Linked DNA regions of Homo sapiens: all the other regions are linked to region 1. A link is a contact called in ENCODE Hi-C or POLR2A ChIA-PET data. All regions are on one chromosome and are shown on one strand. Each heading gives the region's core, a stretch centred on a gene start or an enhancer-like site at or near the end of the contact. The rest is flanking DNA. Distances are from core to core; before and after follow the strand shown.

The links. A loop is a pair of places that touch in the nucleus more often than their neighbours do. ChIA-PET counts read pairs that join two places held with the same protein, here RNA polymerase II (POLR2A). Pooled maps may share reads with other maps.
Region 2: a map with no recorded cell type shows a loop between it and region 1 (4-fold over the local background). The contact joins the promoter of TMEM45A here to the enhancer-like site in region 1. A Hi-C loop is called at or near these places in 4 of 37 single-sample maps with no recorded cell type and 5 of 50 pooled maps.
Region 3: a loop to region 1 is called in a pooled map, with 23 times the contacts of the local background. The contact joins two enhancer-like sites. A Hi-C loop is called at or near these places in 6 of 37 single-sample maps with no recorded cell type and 11 of 50 pooled maps. POLR2A ChIA-PET finds 5 or more read pairs at or near these places in 1 of 52 experiments (activated T-cell).
Region 4: a loop to region 1 is called in a map of PC-3, with 7 times the contacts of the local background. The contact joins two enhancer-like sites. A Hi-C loop is called at or near these places in 7 of 168 maps with a recorded cell type or tissue (CD4-positive, alpha-beta T cell, Caco-2, PC-3 and 4 more), 4 of 37 single-sample maps with no recorded cell type and 1 of 50 pooled maps. POLR2A ChIA-PET finds 5 or more read pairs at or near these places in 1 of 52 experiments (activated B cell).

Annotation. Positions count from the first base shown.
Region 1 is chr3:101,377,347-101,382,012 of GRCh38, forward strand. The region is part of intron 6 of SENP7 (SUMO specific peptidase 7); the gene reads right to left. Among named protein-coding and RNA genes, the nearest start is that of IMPG2, 59 kb to the left of the region's middle. Within about 2 kb of position 2,770, at least 3 of the 41 ENCODE cell types and tissues checked have a DNase peak (open chromatin) inside an H3K27ac peak, as active enhancers do.
Region 2 is chr3:100,489,212-100,493,877 of GRCh38, forward strand. TMEM45A (transmembrane protein 45A) reads left to right here and starts at 3,408. Exons shown (of 6, transcript NM_018004.3): 1 at 3,408-3,717. RefSeq lists a silencer at 3,126-3,425.
Region 3 is chr3:100,649,058-100,653,723 of GRCh38, forward strand. ADGRG7 (adhesion G protein-coupled receptor G7) reads left to right here. Exons shown (of 16, transcript NM_032787.3): 11 at 638-750. Among named protein-coding and RNA genes, the nearest start is that of ADGRG7, 42 kb to the left of the region's middle. RefSeq lists an enhancer at 1,929-1,978. Within about 2 kb of position 1,919, at least 7 of the 41 ENCODE cell types and tissues checked have a DNase peak (open chromatin) inside an H3K27ac peak, as active enhancers do.
Region 4 is chr3:100,753,968-100,758,633 of GRCh38, forward strand. ABI3BP (ABI family member 3 binding protein) reads right to left here. Exons shown (of 68, transcript NM_001375547.2): 64 at 645-724. Among named protein-coding and RNA genes, the nearest start is that of TFG, 47 kb to the left of the region's middle. Within about 2 kb of position 2,689, at least 3 of the 41 ENCODE cell types and tissues checked have a DNase peak (open chromatin) inside an H3K27ac peak, as active enhancers do.

The DNA of each region.
Region 1 (4,666 bases), core at 1,520-4,019:
TTACTAAAGCAAAAACCCACAAGCAGAAACAGTCCCAGTAACTACTATTGGAGTATGAAGACCTAAACTGCAATTGACAAATTGCTGAGGGTTCAGTGTACATAAGTCTAAGAGTTAAAAATCCCAGAGGACTTAGTCATAAAGGGGGTCGCACACTTTTGTGAGTTTTATCTCCAGGAGTTCAACCAGGTTCTCACAGTGAATATCAGAAAAATCCCCTCATGGTTCAGCAGAGGAAGGAAAACATTTTCAAATATATCAGAGCATTCTGTTCTTAACAAGGCCTGCCCTCAAGAAAAACTATTTCACCAGAGCCTAAACTATGAGTTATTTTTTAGAGCCTAATCAAGCAGGGGAAATAAAAAATACCCAACTCTAGCTCCGTCTAGCATTCTGTGTGAGGAAAAGCAAGGAAAATACACAATTCCAAGACCATCTAGCTTTCCATGTGGGAGAAGGGAAATATCTAACTTCATTATATTCCAGGTATGCTGTTGCACCAAAGCATTCAGAAGAGAATGAGAAGCACTTGTAAAGTTAACAGGCCAAGGACAAAGGCTCATTAACGCCTGAGGTTGCAATTTTTTGAATTTTTGCAATCACAGCTTGGTGATAACCTTTAGCAGTAGGATATAAATAACTTCCACATGCCTAGCGTTCCAGTAATAGAACACTAAGCATAAATGGGTTAAAAGACTGAAACCTAACAGGACTACAGAATGCTTTTCTTCCTCTCACATCTTACCACCACATTCCTAAAGGTCTATTTACAGTAGTTGCTTTTATCTAGTACGTCATGTCCAACTATCCAAAAAAAAACAAAAAACAAAAAGAAAATTAAAAGCCACTCTAAAAGAAAAAAAACCACAGTTTGACAACAAGTATCAGAACCAGAACCAGACATGTCAGAGATGTTGAATTATCAGATTAGGAATTTAAAACAAATATGATCAACAGATAAAGTATACAGCATATAAGCACTTATGGGCAATGTTAGCAGAGAGAAAGTGTAATGAAGAATGAAAAAGAAATACTAAAGATCAAAACACTGTAACAGAAATGAACAATGCCTTGGATGGGCTCACTAGTAGACAGGATATGGAAAAGGAAAGAATCTCTGAACTTGAGTATATAGAAATAGAAAATTCCAACACAGGAAAGCAAAGAGAAAAAAAGACTAAAAAAACCCGTAACAGAATATTGAAGAAATGTGGGACAACTACAATAGGTGTAGCATAGGCATAATGGGAATATCATAAGAAGAAAGAGGTAAAGAAACAGAGGAAAAATGCAAAGCAATAATGCATGAGAATTTCCCCAAATTAATGTCAGACACCAAATCACAGACTGGCAAGTTCAGAGAACACCAAAGAGAATAAATGCCCAAAAAATAACACCTAGGCATATCATATTAAACTGCAAAAAAATCAAAGATTTAAAAACAGTTAATAAAATCCAGAAAAAAATAAGCCCTTAACTATAGAAAAACAAAGACAAGAATTGTATCTCATTTCTCAGAAACCATGCAAGTAAGAACACTGTGGAGTGAAATCTTTTAAGTGTTCAGAGAAAAAAAACCTACCAATAAATAAATAAAGTACAAAGTTGCAGGATTAATACTCTCTGATTTCAAAACTTTCTGTAAAGCTACGGTAATCAAAACAGTGTGGTACTAGTATAAAAACAGACACATAAACCAACAGAACAGAATAGAGATCCCAGAAATAAACCCTCAAATACATGGTCAAATGATTTTCAACAAGGGTACCAAGACCATTCAATGAGGAAAGGGCAGCCTTTTCAACAAATGATGCTGGAAAAACTGAATAGCCACATGCAAAACAATGAATCTGTACCCTTACCTAACACCATATACAATAATTAACACAAAATGGATCAGAGACCTAAGCATAAGGCATAAAGCTATTTTGAAAATTCTTGGAAGAAAACATAGGGGAAAATCTTCACATTAGATTTGTTAACATTTCTGAATATGACAACAAAAGCACAGTCAACTAAAGAAACAGATTACGTAGACTTCATCAGAGTAAAAAGGCAACCCACAGAATGAGACGAAATATTTGCAAATCCCATATCTATTAAGGGATCAGTATCCAGAATATATAAAGAAATCCTACAACTTACAAAAAAAATCCAATTCAAAAGCAGGCAAAGTACTTGAATAAACATTTCTCTAAAGAAGACATATAAATGGCCAACAACACGAAAAGATGTTCAATATCACTATTCATTAGGAAAATGAAAATCAAAATCACAATGAGATTCCACCTCACATGCATTAGGATGGTTATTATCAAAAAAACGAAAACAAGTATTGGCGAGATATGGAGTAACTGGAACCCTTGTGCACTGCTGGTGGCAATGTAACATGGTGCAGCCACTATGAATAATAGTATGATGTTTCCTCAAAAAGCTAAAAATAGATTGCCATATGATCCAGCACTTCTACTTCTGGATATATACCCAAAAGAACTTAAAGGAGAGATACAAACACACACTGAACACCCATGTTCATAATGGCATTACACACAATAGCCAAAATGTAGAAGCAACACCACTATCTATCAACAGATGAATAGAACAAAATTTAGTTGATACATAAAATGGAATATAGTCAGCCTTAAAAAGGAAGAACATTCTGACACATGCTGCAACATAGATGAACTTTTAAGACACTATGCTAAGCGAGATAAGTCAGTTAGCAAAGGACAAATACTGTGATTCCACTTATTTAAGGTACTTAGGGTCATGAAATAAATCATAGAAACTGAAAGTAGAATGGTGGCTGTCAGGGTTTAGGGGGAGAGAGGAATGAGGAGTTCCTGTTTCATAGATACAGAGTTTCAGTTTGGTAAAAATGAAAAAAGTTCTGAAAATGAATGGTGGTAATGGTTGTACAATAATGTGAATGTACTTAAAATAGATTAAAGTCCCTATTATTCAAAATGAGAACACAGATACTAATTAACTTTGGACTTTGATAGGTCTATCAAGTATATTATAATTTATAGAAAACTATTTAAAAATAGAAAGAGTCTAAATCTTCTAGAACGTAAAGCAAACCACCGCCCCCCCCCCCACACACACACACAAAACAAAACATAACTAATTTTTAAAATACAAGAATGGGTGGGGCACAGTGGTGCACACCTATAGTGTGCTACTTCGAAGGCTGACTTGAGGCCAGGAGTTCAAGGCTGTAGTGCACTATAATCATGCCTGTAAATAGCCACTGCACTCCAGCCTGGGCAACATAGCAAGACCTATCTCTAAAAAAAAAAAAAATACAAGAAAGGAAAAAAAGTCAAGCAGACCAAATAAAAAGCATAAAGAAAAATAGTAGTATAAAATATAAACAGACTATGCCTTATAGTTAAAAATAAATGTAGACTGAATGTAAAAAGAGAAGTATCCAGATACATACTATTTACTGGCAACACATATAAAATGAAAATGTCCAAAGGAGCATTGTTTATGAGAGAAAAAAAACTGGATACAATCCAAACTCCATCAATAAAAAGTAGGTAGATCTATTTTTAATATTAATACAATAAATACATAAGTAAAACTGGATGATCTCTAGCTCTATGCATCAACATGAATGAATCTCACAAAAATGTTAGGCAAAAAAAATGCATGCCATGTAATACATATTGTTCAGTAACCTGAATCATTTTTCTAAAGTTCACAATTATATAAAACTTAAAATTCAGAAAAGTGGTTAATTCTAAGGCGAATGCATGGGAATGGGACAGAATGGGCAAAGTGGGGAACACAGAAGGCTTCGGTGATGCTGATAATAGTCTATTTTTTAATAGAAGGTGAACATTTGGGTGTTTATTTTAACATTATGTTTTTTAACTTAAATGCATCTCATATATATTAGACCTGTGTTATAGTTCTACCTCTGCCACTTAATCTCTTTGAACCTCAAAAAGTTTCCACATTTATAAAATAGAAATATTAACTGCTCTCCTATCTATCTCATAGGCCTAAAGTAAAGATTAATATCAAAAGAGGATAGTGTGAAATGAATAAAAATAACACTATTTTTCATGATTATAATCATTTAATCCAGAAAAATATTTAGATGAAAGCATATCAAAATATTATCAATGCTTATTATTGAGGAATGGATTATGGGTAATATCAATTTCATACTTTTCTATATATCTCTTAATATAAATATGCATTATTGTTCAAATTAGGAAAAAGTTTAAATGTTTACATAAATTACATATAGATAATAATGAAATATTATTTTGAAAAGAGTGATAACCATATAATGCAAATGTTCAAGAGTTAACCGTGCAAATGAGTATCATTATTAGTAATTTTATTCAAAACTGACTAATGTTTCTAGCATAAAGGAGTTGAACTTAGGATATATGCACTATTTGTATCAGTGTTTTTCAAATTGCTAGTCAGAAGAAAATTTATGACATAAAACATAGAAGAGAAATTTTAAGTTAACAGGGGAAAATGATCTCAAAATAGAGTATCTTCTTTAGTGTTTATGTGGATTATTGTCATTACCAAATTACCAAAGGAAAGCTTAAAAAGAAAATCAACTGACATGAATATAGGAAACTATGACAGAGCTGGAATACATTAATAAAAATGAAACCTCCTCCACTTCCATTTA
Region 2 (4,666 bases), core at 2,158-4,657, 890 kb before region 1:
TTTTTTTAAACTTTTTCTTTCGAGCTAATTGTAGATGCACATGCAAGTTGTAAGAAATAATACAGAGAAAGCCTGTGTACTCATCACCCAGTTTCCCCCAATGGTAACATTCTGCAGAATTACATTATCTCAATATCTCAACAATATCCCATGGATACAGTCAAGCTATTAATAAAAATTTCCATCACCACAAAGATCCCTCATGTTGTTCTTTCATAGCCAAGCCTACTTGCCTCCTACTCCACCATCTCCTTAATACCTGGCAACCACTTATCTGCTCTTTATTTGTATAATTTTGTAACTTGAAGGATGTTGCACAAATAGAATTACAAAGTATGTATGGAAAGCATCCAGTCTTTCACATTCAGTATAAGGTCAGCTGTAGGTACTTTGGTAGGTGTTCTTTATCAAGTGTGGAAATTCCCTTCTATTCTTCTTTTTCTGAGCGTTTTTATGGTGCTGAATTTTGTCAAGTGCTTGTTCTACATTGATTGATATATTCATGCGATTTTTCTTTTCTTTAGCTTGTTCATATCAGGAATTGCATTGATCGACATTTGTTTTTTTTTTTTTTTTTGAGACAGAGTTTCACTCTGTTGCCCCATCTAGAGTGCAGTGGCAACTGCAGTCTCAACCCCCCAGGCTCAGGTGATCCTCCCACCTCAGTCCCACCTGTACCTGAGACTACAGGTGTGTGACACCATGCTGGGCTAATTTTCATATTTTGTGTAGAGATGGGGTTGTGTCCTGTTGCCCAGGCTGGTCTCAAACTTCTGGGCTCAAAGGATTCGCTGGACTTGGTCTCCCAAAGTGCTGGGATTACAGGCATGAGGCACCACGCCTGGGTTGATTGACTTTAGAATTTTGATTTTGCATCCCTGAAAAAAACTCCACTATGTTGTGGTGTATAATTATTTTTATATATTGCTGAATTCTGTTTGGTAATACGTTGTTAAAGATTTCTGCATCTTCACCTTGTTACAGCCTGGAAAAGGCGGGAGTCTAGGATTTCTACTCAGCCTCTGTTCATGTAGGAGTGAGTGGGGCCAGGGTTTTTCCTGTGGTGTTTGGCTGAAGTAGAGCCATTACTGCCTAAAAGTTTTTCTGTCTTTCTAGGCTTCCCATTTCCTGGTCCTTGACTAGAGAGAGCAGGGTTCGTTGAGACTTTTTTGTCTGTGCCTGTTGTCATTTTTGGGTTGCTGGCTTCTTCAGCTCCAAGTTTGGGGCAAAGAAACAACAGAAAGCAAGCCCAGGGAACTCAGCATCATGTCATTCCTTGGGTTCTGAGATTTCTAGCTCATCTGTCTTCTTCTCTCAACCTCTTGGAGTTTCCAATGTTGGAAAATATATGAAGTCCAGGATTTTTTGTTGTGCTTAGCAGGAGAAATGGAATACTGATGTCCACTCCATCTTCCTGAGAGCAGAAGGATTCTTTTTTTTTTTTTTTTTTTTTTTTTTTAGTGATTTTTGGTCAATATCAGATGCCTGTTGATGGTAATGAGTGTGGAGGGTTAATCAATACCTTGACTATCAGCCCACTGTTGAGCGGCTTCTGTGATAAAAAGTGCAGCATTGTGAGATTACAAATGATTCAGAAAGCTGAACACATGACACATTACTTTCAAGGGCTACATTCAAATGTTGCTCCTTTGTGGGTTTCCTTGACTGCCAGAAGGATTGGAGTGTTGTGGTTGCACTCATGTAGTGCCACTTTACTTGCTGAGCAGGCTCCTGCATTTGTGGGGGTCTTACAGAGTTATGATAACATTGCAGTCAGGTCCATTGAAATTGAGGTGTCTGACTATCCAATTGTGGCAGACAGACTTGTAGGTGGCCCCTGTGATCTCTATTCTCTGGCTTTTCAGAACCGTGGATGGCCATTGGGAGCCTAAGAGCAGTCTTTCGGAGCTAAGGGCAGCCTCTAGCTCACATCTAGAAAGAAACTGGGGAGTCAGTCCTAGAGCTGCAAAGAAATGAATTCTGTCAATGACCTGAGAAAGCTTGGAAATGATTCTTCTCCAGTAGAGCCTGCAGATGACAATGCAGCCCGGCTGACACCTTGATTGCACCCTTGTGAGAGCATAAGCAGAGGATCTAGTTTGGCCATGCCTGGACTTCCAACCTTCAGAAACTGTGCAGTGATATACATGTGTTGTACAAAGCACTAAGTTTGTGGGAATCTGTTGCGCAGCAATAGATGACAAATACACCAACAAACAAGACATTATCATTGTAGTGAAAGCTTTGGACACTCATAATAAATTCTGACCCCTGCAGGGATGGCAAATTGCAGATGAGTTTATGTATCTATGATGGAGTGCTGCAAACATATGTTTGGAGACATCTGTGGTAGGCTGGGATAGGTGCTGGGTCTTGGAGATTATTTTAATATCTATTTTATAAGGTAGTTGTAAGAATTAAATGTGATAATGCAGGTAAAAACTGTTTAATGCGGGGTCTGGTGCCTTCCCTGGCGTGCAGCCCAGTGAGTGTGGCTCTTGCCCACTTAATATTTCAATGAGGGAACGGTTCTGTCAATATGCACAAATTATAATGGCAATTGATTTGCAGATCTCTTCTTTCCTCCTCTCCTTCTAACTCACTAATCAAAAAACTGGTTAACCCTCCAACTGCTTTCCCAAGTTCAAAGCAACGTTTGGCGCAGTCCTTTCTCAATTCTCACACAACAAAGCAGTATTTCTCGGTTCCCTACAACGACCATCACTCAATACAAAAAACCAAGCAGGTCTGCCAAACCACTCTCATACCCAGTCCTGGTCATCTCCGCAGGAACAACTTCAATTCTGGTTAATAAGGACTTCAACGAAGGGTTCATTAAGGTTTTCCCTCCACCGAAAGAAAGAATACCGTCCCCAGGGAGCAGGCTCTTGGGCCCTATTATTTGCTCCCTGGAGAAAGTGAAGAGAGAGGAATCCCAAGGCGTGGCCTGAACGCCCTTTGGGGGCGTGGGCAGCCCGGAGCCCCAGCCTCTTCCACTCCAAGCACCAGGCGCGTCTTATTTTCAGCCCCCAAACGGCTACAAATCATCCGCCTTATTTTCAGCCTCCAAACGGCTACAAATCATCCTGTTTAAACAAAGCGGTCTGTCTAAAAGGAGGGGCATAACAGGGCCGGGGCAGGGGCAAGACCTGGGAGTAGGCAACCTCCCTCTCTGCCCCGAGCCGTCCCGGCCGCGCAGCCGCCGAGTGCCACATCAGCGACGGCGCTGCACTTCCACATTCCCTTAGGATGCAGCCAGCGGGCCTGAGAGAGGGGCGGGCCCGAGGCCCTCCGGAGTGGCGGGCCGCCCGGCCAATCGGCAGCAAGTGAAGAGCTGCGGCCACCAATGAGCTGGGGCTTGTGCCAGCCGCGGCCGCCGAGGCCCGTGCCCCGCGGGGGGAACAGATGAAGCACATCTGGACAGCTGTGCGGCCTCCTCGCGGGCCGACGTCAGCCGAGCACGTCCCCCACGTCCTCTCCTTCTCGCCACTTATTATTTATTCGTTTTCCCAAAGAAGCGACTAGGGACCCAAGTTTAAAAATTCCTCCCCCCACCCAATGCGAGACGTGGCCAGATCCCATCCAACACACGGTTTAATTTTCATGGGGCTCTGGGATCAAAAGAACAGAAACAGCAACAACAAAAGCCCAGCCGCTGTCTGATTTTAAGCTGGCAAAGTGGGAAAAATAAAGTGTTGAGTAAACAGACCAAGTTGGGTAAGTTTTGGATACGTGCTGGATATCATATTTCTCTTGCCGTGATCTCTATCCTGTGTCTTTTTACTGTTCTCACCAGCTTTCTCTTCATCAAGGGGAGAAAAGTAACACTTGCTGCGACAAACTGGACCCTTCGCTCCCTTCTCTTCCGTTTCACTAACATTTTAATTTAATTTTTTTGGTTTGCTATTCTTTTTTTTTTTTTTTTTTTTTTGGTGAGCTAGTTTTAAATATCCTGGGAGCAGCAATGTGACTGATATTCTGTTGTAAACCTCTAACTCCAAAATTGAATCTATTGATAAATTTATTTCTCTATTTTCTTTCTGTGAAAATACTGTGGGTATTTGTAAAGCCAAAATCGTTTTTTATCCCCAACTCTGGGACTGTTTTGATGGGAGATTGAGAAAATTATCTGATCTTTTCAGAATTAACACGTTTGCTTCTGTTAATAGGATGTCTAATATAAATTACGTAAAACCTGGGTTATGCAGGTAGTTGCTGGATTTTTCACTTAAATCTGGAGGTAGTTGCAAGCCAAATATATATCTTTTCGGTATTCTCCTATCCATAGTGGGAGACCTGAATTCCTTTATAATTGTTAAAAACAAACAAACATGTGACAGACCACTTGTGTGTTCATAAACTTATAATTGTATATATATACTATATAGTATATATGCACTATATAGTATGGTATATATACTATATACATGCTATGTATACACTATGCTATATGGTGTATATGCTCTATGTATGCTATATAGTATACTCTATATACGCTATATATTTTGTTGTTGTTGTAGTTTGTTTGTTTGTTTTTGAGACAGAGTCTCACTCTTGTCGCCAAGGCTGGAGTGCAATGGCACGATCTCGGCTTACTGGAACCTCTGCCTCCCGGGTTCAAGTGATTCTCCTGACTCAGCCTCCCAAGTAGCTGGGATTACAGATG
Region 3 (4,666 bases), core at 669-3,168, 730 kb before region 1:
TTAGATATACTTAGAGTCCAGTTACACATAAAAATAATGTCATGAATAAGTGAGGCAACTTTTGACAATTTAGATCTAATTCAAACAATTTTGATTTTAGACATCAAGGAAAAGTATAAATAGTTGACTTGTGAACCACATGGGACAGTATGGGTCCACTTAATATGTGGATTGTTTTCAATAAAAAAGTCTGCCCTCCACATTGGCAGGTTCTGCATCCATGAGGAAACGTAGATGGAAAATAACAGTATTTTCAGAGTGCAAAACTGGTATATGCAGGTCAGCTTTCCACATCAGCAGGTTGCACAGGACCAACTGCAGGACTTGAGTATCCATGGCTTTTGGCATCTGCAAGTTGTTCTGAAACCAGTCCCCCTGCAAATACCAAGACATGACTGTATATTTTTCCTTAACTGAATTAGTTAGATAATTATTCTCAAGCCTGTATACTTCAGGTAAACTGCTCAGCAATAAGGGGTTAATGTATTTCGCTTTTAAATATATCATGAGCTTTACAAAAGGAAGATATATCTGGCAACTGTCTGGTTATTTTGACCCATGTAACTCTGTGATGTTGACTTTCATTAACACTTCAGGGATGACTAATTAAAAATATGAGTCTTACCTTGTTTTTCAGACTTTCAAAAAGGATTATCAATATCCCAAATCACTTGACATATTATCCAACGTTGGATGTGCACTGTCTGTTACTGGTCTGGCTCTCACAGTTATATTTCAGATTGTCACCAGGTAAGAGCAGAAGCAGGCTCTTTTCAGAAGAGAAATTGCTATCTTGATATAATTTACTCTGAGAATTCTCATGAGTAGTGTCTTTGAACTAGGCAAGAACTCAGAGAGGTACTTATTTTACAGAGGAGGACATTTAGGCCTGGAAAGGCTAAGAAATACACACAAATAAATACGTAATTACAAATTGTGGCAAGTGCCTTGAAAGAAAATTATATGCCACTTATTTACAAGTTTGTCATGTAAAATTTATGTGGTCCTGCAGCTCATTAATGCTATAATTCCTCAGTGTTGAATAGAACCATGCCTAGCAATTTGTATTTGTTAAGGAAAGAGACATTGCAAACAGCAATTTTTTAAAAAAGTAATTTAAAAAATATATCAAGCTTTCAAATGGTGAAACGTTTTTCAAAAATATAGTTTTCAAATGGTGAAAGTTTTTGAATCCCATACATTAAATTCTAATTTTAAATAATGACCTATAAACAAATACTTCTCTCCACCTTGACCCCTTCATTTGAGGTCCAATTTTGTATCCCATTCATTATTTTTTGTCACATGCTACATTTTTTTAACTGCCTGCGGTCTTTTAGAAGCTTGTTCATTTATTAATTTACTCCGTTTACTGTGTGTTTCCTCTGTCAACTTCACATTTCATGTTTGTTTGGTCTTTCATGACATTGAAATTTTTCAAGCATCCAGGCCAGTTACTTTGAAAAATGTTCCACAATGAAGATTTGTCTGAAATTTTCCTCATGAAGAGATGCAGGTTAATTATTTTTGGTGGGAATACTGCAATCATGGAATTTTTTTTAGTGTGACACAACAAGAAGTGCGTATCAGTATGTCCCATTATTGTTGGCTGTAAGTTTGATTCCTCGTTTAAAGTGATGTCTGCCAGATTTCCACATTTTTTCCCTGTGTAAATAATAGATGACTCGTGGGGTGCCACTTTGAGGCTGCATGATATCCTGTTTCCCAAAAATCTTTTACTTAATGATCTTGTTACTCATCCTTACTGGAACAAATTATTACATTAAGTGGTTGAAAAATGGTGATTTTTCTAGGCTATCACTCTTTCTATATTTGTTTGCTATACTCTTTTGTAAAAAGCATACTTCCCAGTGTAGCCAGAGGGAGCCCCTTCATGTTGTTTTGCCACGTCTCAGTCTTTAGTCACTTCCTTATTTCAATCAAAAGCAAAATGATCATCTTTCACTTTCTCTGCCTCATACCTGAACCAGCCATTTCTCCAAAGAGCCAGAATTGTTTTCGATTCCTTTTCTTCCCCTTTTCACATTAAATGAGTCTCTTGCCATTCATTTAAAAGTTTTATAGTGAGTGCTTATGTTGTAAGGAGCTGAATACAAAACTATGAACAGACAGATAATCTCCCATCTCTCATGAAATATACACTGTTGGGGGGAAAAGGCAGACATTATAAAAATATCTACACAACTGAATATTACAAATTGTGGTAAGTGCCTTGAAGGAAAATTACATGTTTGTCATGTAAAATTAAATGCCTCTTAAATTTGTCTCATTATTTGTATTTCTACCATCACCACAGTTGTACTGACAATTATTTGGTCCCATAGGGATGAGTCATAGTTGCTGCATAACTAGTTTCTTTGCCAAAACCTCACTCTTTTCATTTGTCATCAGATTTTTTTCCTCTTTCATCAATATGTTTTCTAGCACAATTATGCAACCAAAGATACCACTAAAATTCATCAGGAAACAAAAATAAAAATAAACACCAGGCATGGAGGCTCACACCTATAATTCCAGCACTTTGGGAGGCCAAGGCAGGAGGATTGCTTGAGCCCAGGAGTTTGAGACAAGCCTGGGCAATACAGCAAGATCACATCTCAAACAAATTTTTTTTTTTAAAGAGAGAAAAAACAAAACAAAAATAAAGACAAAATTTTATTGATTTTAAAATCCTGAATTATAAAATTTTCTTTGTTCTTGGACAGGTTCCCATATAATAATAATGCACAGAATACAAACAGTCCCCTACTGACCATGGTTCAACTTACGATTTTTCAGCTTTAAGATGTTGCAAAAGTGATAGCATTCAGGATGTTTCTTGATTTATGATAGGGTTATGTCCCAATAAACCCATTGTAAATTGAAAATATGGTAAGGTGAAATGATATTTTTAGTTTTCGATGGGTTTGTTGTGATGCAATCTCATTGTAAGTTGAGGAGCATCTATATAGTAATAATCTATAAGAAGGGCCAGGCTATTTGAAAATCACCTCTTCTTCCTGTGGATTATAATTGATAAAATTAGATAAAAACTAGACTCTAATCTTACTTTTATATAAAAAGATTCTTCTGAGTACTTTTTGCAGTTCTGGTCATTAAACCTCTCAATAGATTTAATGAAATTTTGAATTGTCCAGAAATCTCAACTAAAATGTCAAGCAGATGGACTGAGTTCTGTTTGAATGAAAGCTTTTTTGTTCAGTGTGGGAATCCAAAGATCAAGCGAGGTCATGATGAAACATCGTAAAAACATAAAGAATACATAATGGGCAAATAGACTTCATCAAATTATGAGTTATTAAGAATAGAGAGGCATTTGAAGGTTAGAACTTTAGGCATAGTAATAAACCTGGGAAATGGTATTCCAAGAGGTCTTGCAGTCTGAAAAATCCAGAAGGCTTTAGATGGTAGTGAGTAGAGATTTTATAACTTTTATTGGCGAGGAACTGTCTGCCATAGTGTACATGAAAGTGTAACATGCCTTTAAGGGGATATAAGGATATATCTGCCTTTAAGCAATAAGGAAAATAATACATGTACAAAAAAGAATATCACATTTTACTTCTGAAATCAACTTTATTAAGAGAAATCTTGCATTCTCTGCCAATCTGAAGATATACATGTGGGCTAGCACAGAATATATACATGAACTACACACACCACACCATACATACACACACACCACACCATATACACACATACACACACACACACTCATACACATTCACTCATACTGCCTTCTGAAAATTGCTGGTAAACAAGGCCGGCCTGCAGACAAAATAAGAGAAACAGCTGCTCTTTTAGAGCAAAGACATTAGGTAAGCATGAGAAGGGAAAAAAAGGCAATTTTAAAGAGCACTTGGTTGTACACCCAGAAATTATATCTTCCAATAAAGGGATAGTCCTTCGGAATGATTTACATTCAAAATGTGGTTCAGGACATCTTGACCATCTGACAATCAGCAAGCATTTCCCAAAATGTGGTCCTTGAAACATTAGTCCAAGGGAGATTCTTGATGAAAATAAGGTTCTGAAAAGTCTTGCAGAAAAGATATGTGAAATATTGTTATGTATAAACCATTTAAAAAAGCAGTAATCATTAGTCTACTTAAATTATAAAGAATAGCATCAGTAACAATAGGCCATGAAACAAATTAAAAATATTTTTACCTAATTTAAATCTTCATGTAAGCTTCATTCTTTAAACGTAAAGTAAGCTGAATATTACCTAATTTTGTTTTAAAGCTGTTACACTGTTATGGGAAATTATTAAAAAATTGTATTTGGCCTTATTTTAAAATGTATAAGTGACTTTTAAATATAAATTACATTTTAAAACTCAAGAGACTTTTTCTCTACATTTAAACATGAGTTCATCTACTAATGTGCAGAGTTTTCTATTATAAAAATTTTAAAACTCCATATAGGGCCTCTTCTACAGATGGCCTTCACATAAGCTTGCAAATCTACAGTAGAACTTATTACCTCATGTTATATTAAAAAAACTGCCCCAAAACTCAGTGGATAGAAACACATATTATTTCTAATGATTTTGTGGCTTGTCTGGGTTCAGCTGGGTAATTTTTCTACTGGTCTTGCTGGAGTCTTGCAGTCAGATGGCGGCTGGGCCAGAGTCATCTGGAGG
Region 4 (4,666 bases), core at 1,439-3,938, 620 kb before region 1:
CTTTTGCTAAGGATTGAATTTGAAAGTTTGCTTTGTTTTGGAAATTGTTCTTGATTGAATAATCTCCTGCCTGGTAGGTATTCAGCTGTATCTGTTACATGTAATTTGAGTACTTAGGAACATTTGTCGCTGTTCCAGCTTTCACTTGAATTTCAAAAGCTGCTGCTTTTAGTTTGATAGAAAAACTTCATGGTAAAAATCACCAAGATGCCATGAACTACAGTTGGTATAAAAATTATGCAAATATTAATGCTGTATGTGCAGATGTATCTCATTAAGGAATTGGAGATTGTAAGGTCTAATTGGGAAGTTTGACAGCTGTTATTAAACTATCATGGGTTCCCTTTGTGGATGTACTCACTGGTATTTTCATTCTAGACATGCAGGAGAGGATTCATTGACTAGCTTTTTGGAAGAGTATAGATTCATTATGCTTTTTAAATTAAACTGATGTGTCTTTAAGTGAGGAAAAATATGCATGGTGTTTCTCTAAACCTTCATCAGTTTGCTTTTTCCCACAAATGGGTTTTTAGAAATTCAAGAAACAGTACATGTAGTGGGTTTCAAACAAACTTCCTACGCAAAACATTGCTCCACTGTGGCCCTTTTACATCCTTTTTGGGAATTACTGTTGATGTAATTACCTGATTCAGTACTGAATGCCACTGTGTTGCTGACCGGGCCTTCACCAAGCGGGTTTTTGGGTTTCACCTGGAATTCATAACTGTTTAGGGGAAAATAAAAAAATACTTGTAATACATTCTTGAGGGCTAGGAGGCAACATTGCCCTATTATACGGACATCCACTATACTGACATCCCTTTGAAATTATGACAGTGAATGGTAACATATGTTCCAGAAGCAGGTTGAGGAAAGAAAAATGATTTCTTAGTTTTACTATCTGAACAGCTTGTCTAATGTTTGAGTAAGCATTAAGTTAATAAAAAAGATGGTTGTCTTTAAAAATCTCCCAATTAGTACAAATGACTTGGCAGGTTAATAAACATATAAGAAAGTGGTATATGGTAGACAAAGGCTAATTCCAGTAACAAGGAGCCTGTTTCTTTAAGATGTCTCAGCTACTTCCTGGGGCCAAGAAGTGGCAAGATTCCATTTTATTTTCTGTTATCCCAACCCTGAGTATAACCCTGGACTTAGGCCATCTTTCTCACTGTGGAGTTTGAACTACTTATGTCAGAATCACATCATAGGGTGGCAGTGGTGAAAGTGTCTTGTCCTACTCTAGGTATTGAAGCAATTTTTGAGGAGATTCAGGTAAGAATTTATAACTTCCCTAGGTGAGTCATGTGCCCACTGAAGTTTGAGAACTACTAGACTAAGCTATAGTTAGTCTGTTTAACTGTAGACTAAGCTATGGGAATAGATACACATAAATGTTTCTTTGCAAGGACTTCCTAGTTGTATCGCCTGGAACTTGGGTCTTCTGTGGATCACAGGATTCTATGATGTCTCCAGAAAAGAGGCATGGTAATGTTGCCTTACAAAGAGCAGGAACACAAACACAGGCATTTCTCTCCCTCCATACCCCAAATTCATATCGGCCAGTCCCTTAACCTTTTGTTAAACAAAACCCCCAAACAACCCTAGGTCCCTTGGAATTATAAGTTCCGTTGATTGTATCCTTAAGAATTATTCTTCAAATTATTGTGCAGTATTAGCAATTTTTATTCATAAAATATGTAAGCAAAGCAAATCTTTTAAAGAAATGTAAACAGTAAAGCAATTTGCCATTTGCCTGAAATTAAGATTTCCCTTCAGCAGCAAGTGGACTTGGCAGTGAAAGAACATTGAATTCAAAAGTCAACCTGAGTCAGCTAATAATATTTTGAGAGTTTCAGATTTGCTCAAGGCTTTTGGGAGATAAATTTCGTCTTTGAGAAGTTTATAATTAAATAAGAATGCAGAATGCACAAAAGATAGATATTTTATAAACAAGTGAAAAATGGATGACAGCTGTCAGTTTGGTACGGATGGTACTAAATGAGCAGGAAAAAAAATTTGAGTCAGTTTCTTGATCACTGAGGTATTGTGTTAACATTGCTAGTATCTAAGAACAGATTCTAGTGCTACAACAATGGCAACCATTTTCTGAATGCTTACTATGTATCAGATGCATTAGACATTCTACATATATAAAGCAATACAACACATGTAAACCCTGATGAGATAAATCTTATCCTAATTTTCAGCTGAGAGCAATGAGGCTCAAAACACTTGTACTGTTACTATTTTTGCTTTTCAAAACTTTAAAACTGGCCAGGTGCGGTGGCTCGTGCCTGTAATCCCAGCACTTCGGGAGGCCGAGGCAGGCAGATCACATGAGGTCCTGAGTTTGAGACCAGCCTGACCAACATGGAGAAACCCTGTCTCTACTAAAAATACAAAAATTAGCTGGGCATGGTGGCACATGCCTTTGTCATTGTCATTTGCAATGAGAGATTGTTGATACAAAAACACCTTTGTCACCTACAGAAATCACACACACATGGGGTATTTTCACATGAAATATTTTCCAGAGATTAAATTTTTGCTAAGAGGCCTGAAAACAAAACAAAACAAAAAAGCCCATAGAACTACAGTGAACTGAAAATGGAAAAAAAGAAATCATAGCCATCTGGACTTTGATTCAAATGGGCAGTGCATTCCACATTCGTTCCAGGCCATTGCCAAAAGCCCTGTGCTTTGGCCAAGTCTGATTGCTGGAATTGTCTCCATGTCTTTTTATTTCACAGTTACGTACACTTAAGCTCCATTTTCAGCATGCCACATATACAAGCTACTTTTTGGGTTTTTTTTTTTTTTTTTGGCCAATATTTTGTGATATTTGACAAGTTTCAAAGAAATTATTTTGCACTAAATTTAATTAACATGGGAACTGAAAGGCACATTTTTGTTTTGGCCTGATTAAACCCTATATAACAAAAATTATTTGTGTTGGTAAAATTTTTTCTGAAGAAGCACATTTTGTCACAGATGAATGACATCATAGGTCTAAGAGAAATGTCTCAATATTGATTGTACATAGAAAATAAAATTTAAAGTTTCAGGAAACAGTTATTTGAAGTAAGAAACTTCAAATAGAAGTTTTGGAAGATAAAGTTGAGGACATTTCACAAATACTAGAACAAAAAGTCAAAGAGATGAAAAAATGAGAGAAAAGAAAGTTGGAGAATTATTCCAGAGAATATGGTACCCAACTAGTAGGAATTGTAGAAGAAAGAAAGGAAAGGAGATAGAAAATTATCCTAGAAACTTTGTAATAAATTTCCCAGTACTGAAAGACAAGAGTTTCCAGATTGAAAAGACCTACTCTGCCCAGCAAAATGAATAAAAGAAAAAGGACTAAAACATGAGTTACAAAATTTCAGAGTACTGGGGTGATAAAGACAAGTCCTCAAAACTGAGAAGAAAATAGGTCCCGTTCAAGGGATCCAGAATCAGGATGACATTTGACTTTTTAACAGTAACACTGGAAGTTAGAAAATAGAACAATTCCTTCAAAAGTCTTCATTATATCCTAATATGTCCAGCTAAAGAATAGTATCAAAGTAAAACAACTTTTAAAACATGTGAGGACTCAAAAATATTGCCTTTTATAACTTTTCCTCAAGATTTATTTCTTTAGTGCTACAAAGTAATGGAGTAAACAAGGAAGAAGTCTTGTGATGCAGGAATTGGGATTCAAAACAGAGGCAAAGGATGTATAGGAATTCCAAAAGAGATGTTGCCATTAAAAACATACAACAAATAGAACAAAGAAATGACTGGAGTATTTGAGCATCTTGTGAAAAGGTCAGTCTAGACATAGGGATTTAATTGACAGAAGTAATGGACAAAATGGTAAAAAAAAAATTTGCATCTGGGGAACCAAATTTAGCAACAGGGAGGAGATGCTTTTGTGATAATTTAATTTTAAAACTGTACATATATTTCTGATGAAAATTAAAGAACTATAAGACCTACCACATCAAAATGAATATCTAAATGGAATGCAGTCCAGATGACAAATGCTGTCAAGCCTTTTGGCCCCATCTAGGACAAGCCAGGTAAATAAAGCCTCACAGAATGCCATGCCTGATTCTACCTGGGTAGGTGTAAATCCCCTCCAAAAACAAACAAACAAAAAAAAAACAATCTTCCCCGCGCATCCCCATCAGGAGGCAGCATGATCCAGGGGGCGTTAAAAACATGGGTTCTAGAACCAGAAAGATTCACAGCTCACTAATGTGTGACTTTAAGGTAACTTAACCTCTCTGAGCTTCAGTTTACTCTTACATAAAAATGAGGATAATGCTATTTGTGAGGATACTATTCGTTATAGTAATTATAACTTCACGGGGGCTATAAAAGCATCTGTGAGGATTAAATGAGAATGCATGTAAAAGCAAGGTGCTTGACACATAGTAATAAGTATTCACTAGTATCATATTTGTATCTCTAGATAATTTTTTTTAAAGAGTTTCTGTTATTGGGGAATTTGACAAACACTGCCATAGAACTCTCAAGGCAGAACTCTTCTATGGCCACACACTTGCTTTTTGCTTGTGAAGTTTATAAGAAGGGTATAGCCCACGGGTTATTGGAAAGATCGAAAATTTAACAGGTAAACCTTTCTGCCTGCCATCAACATAGATCCACAGGCTAA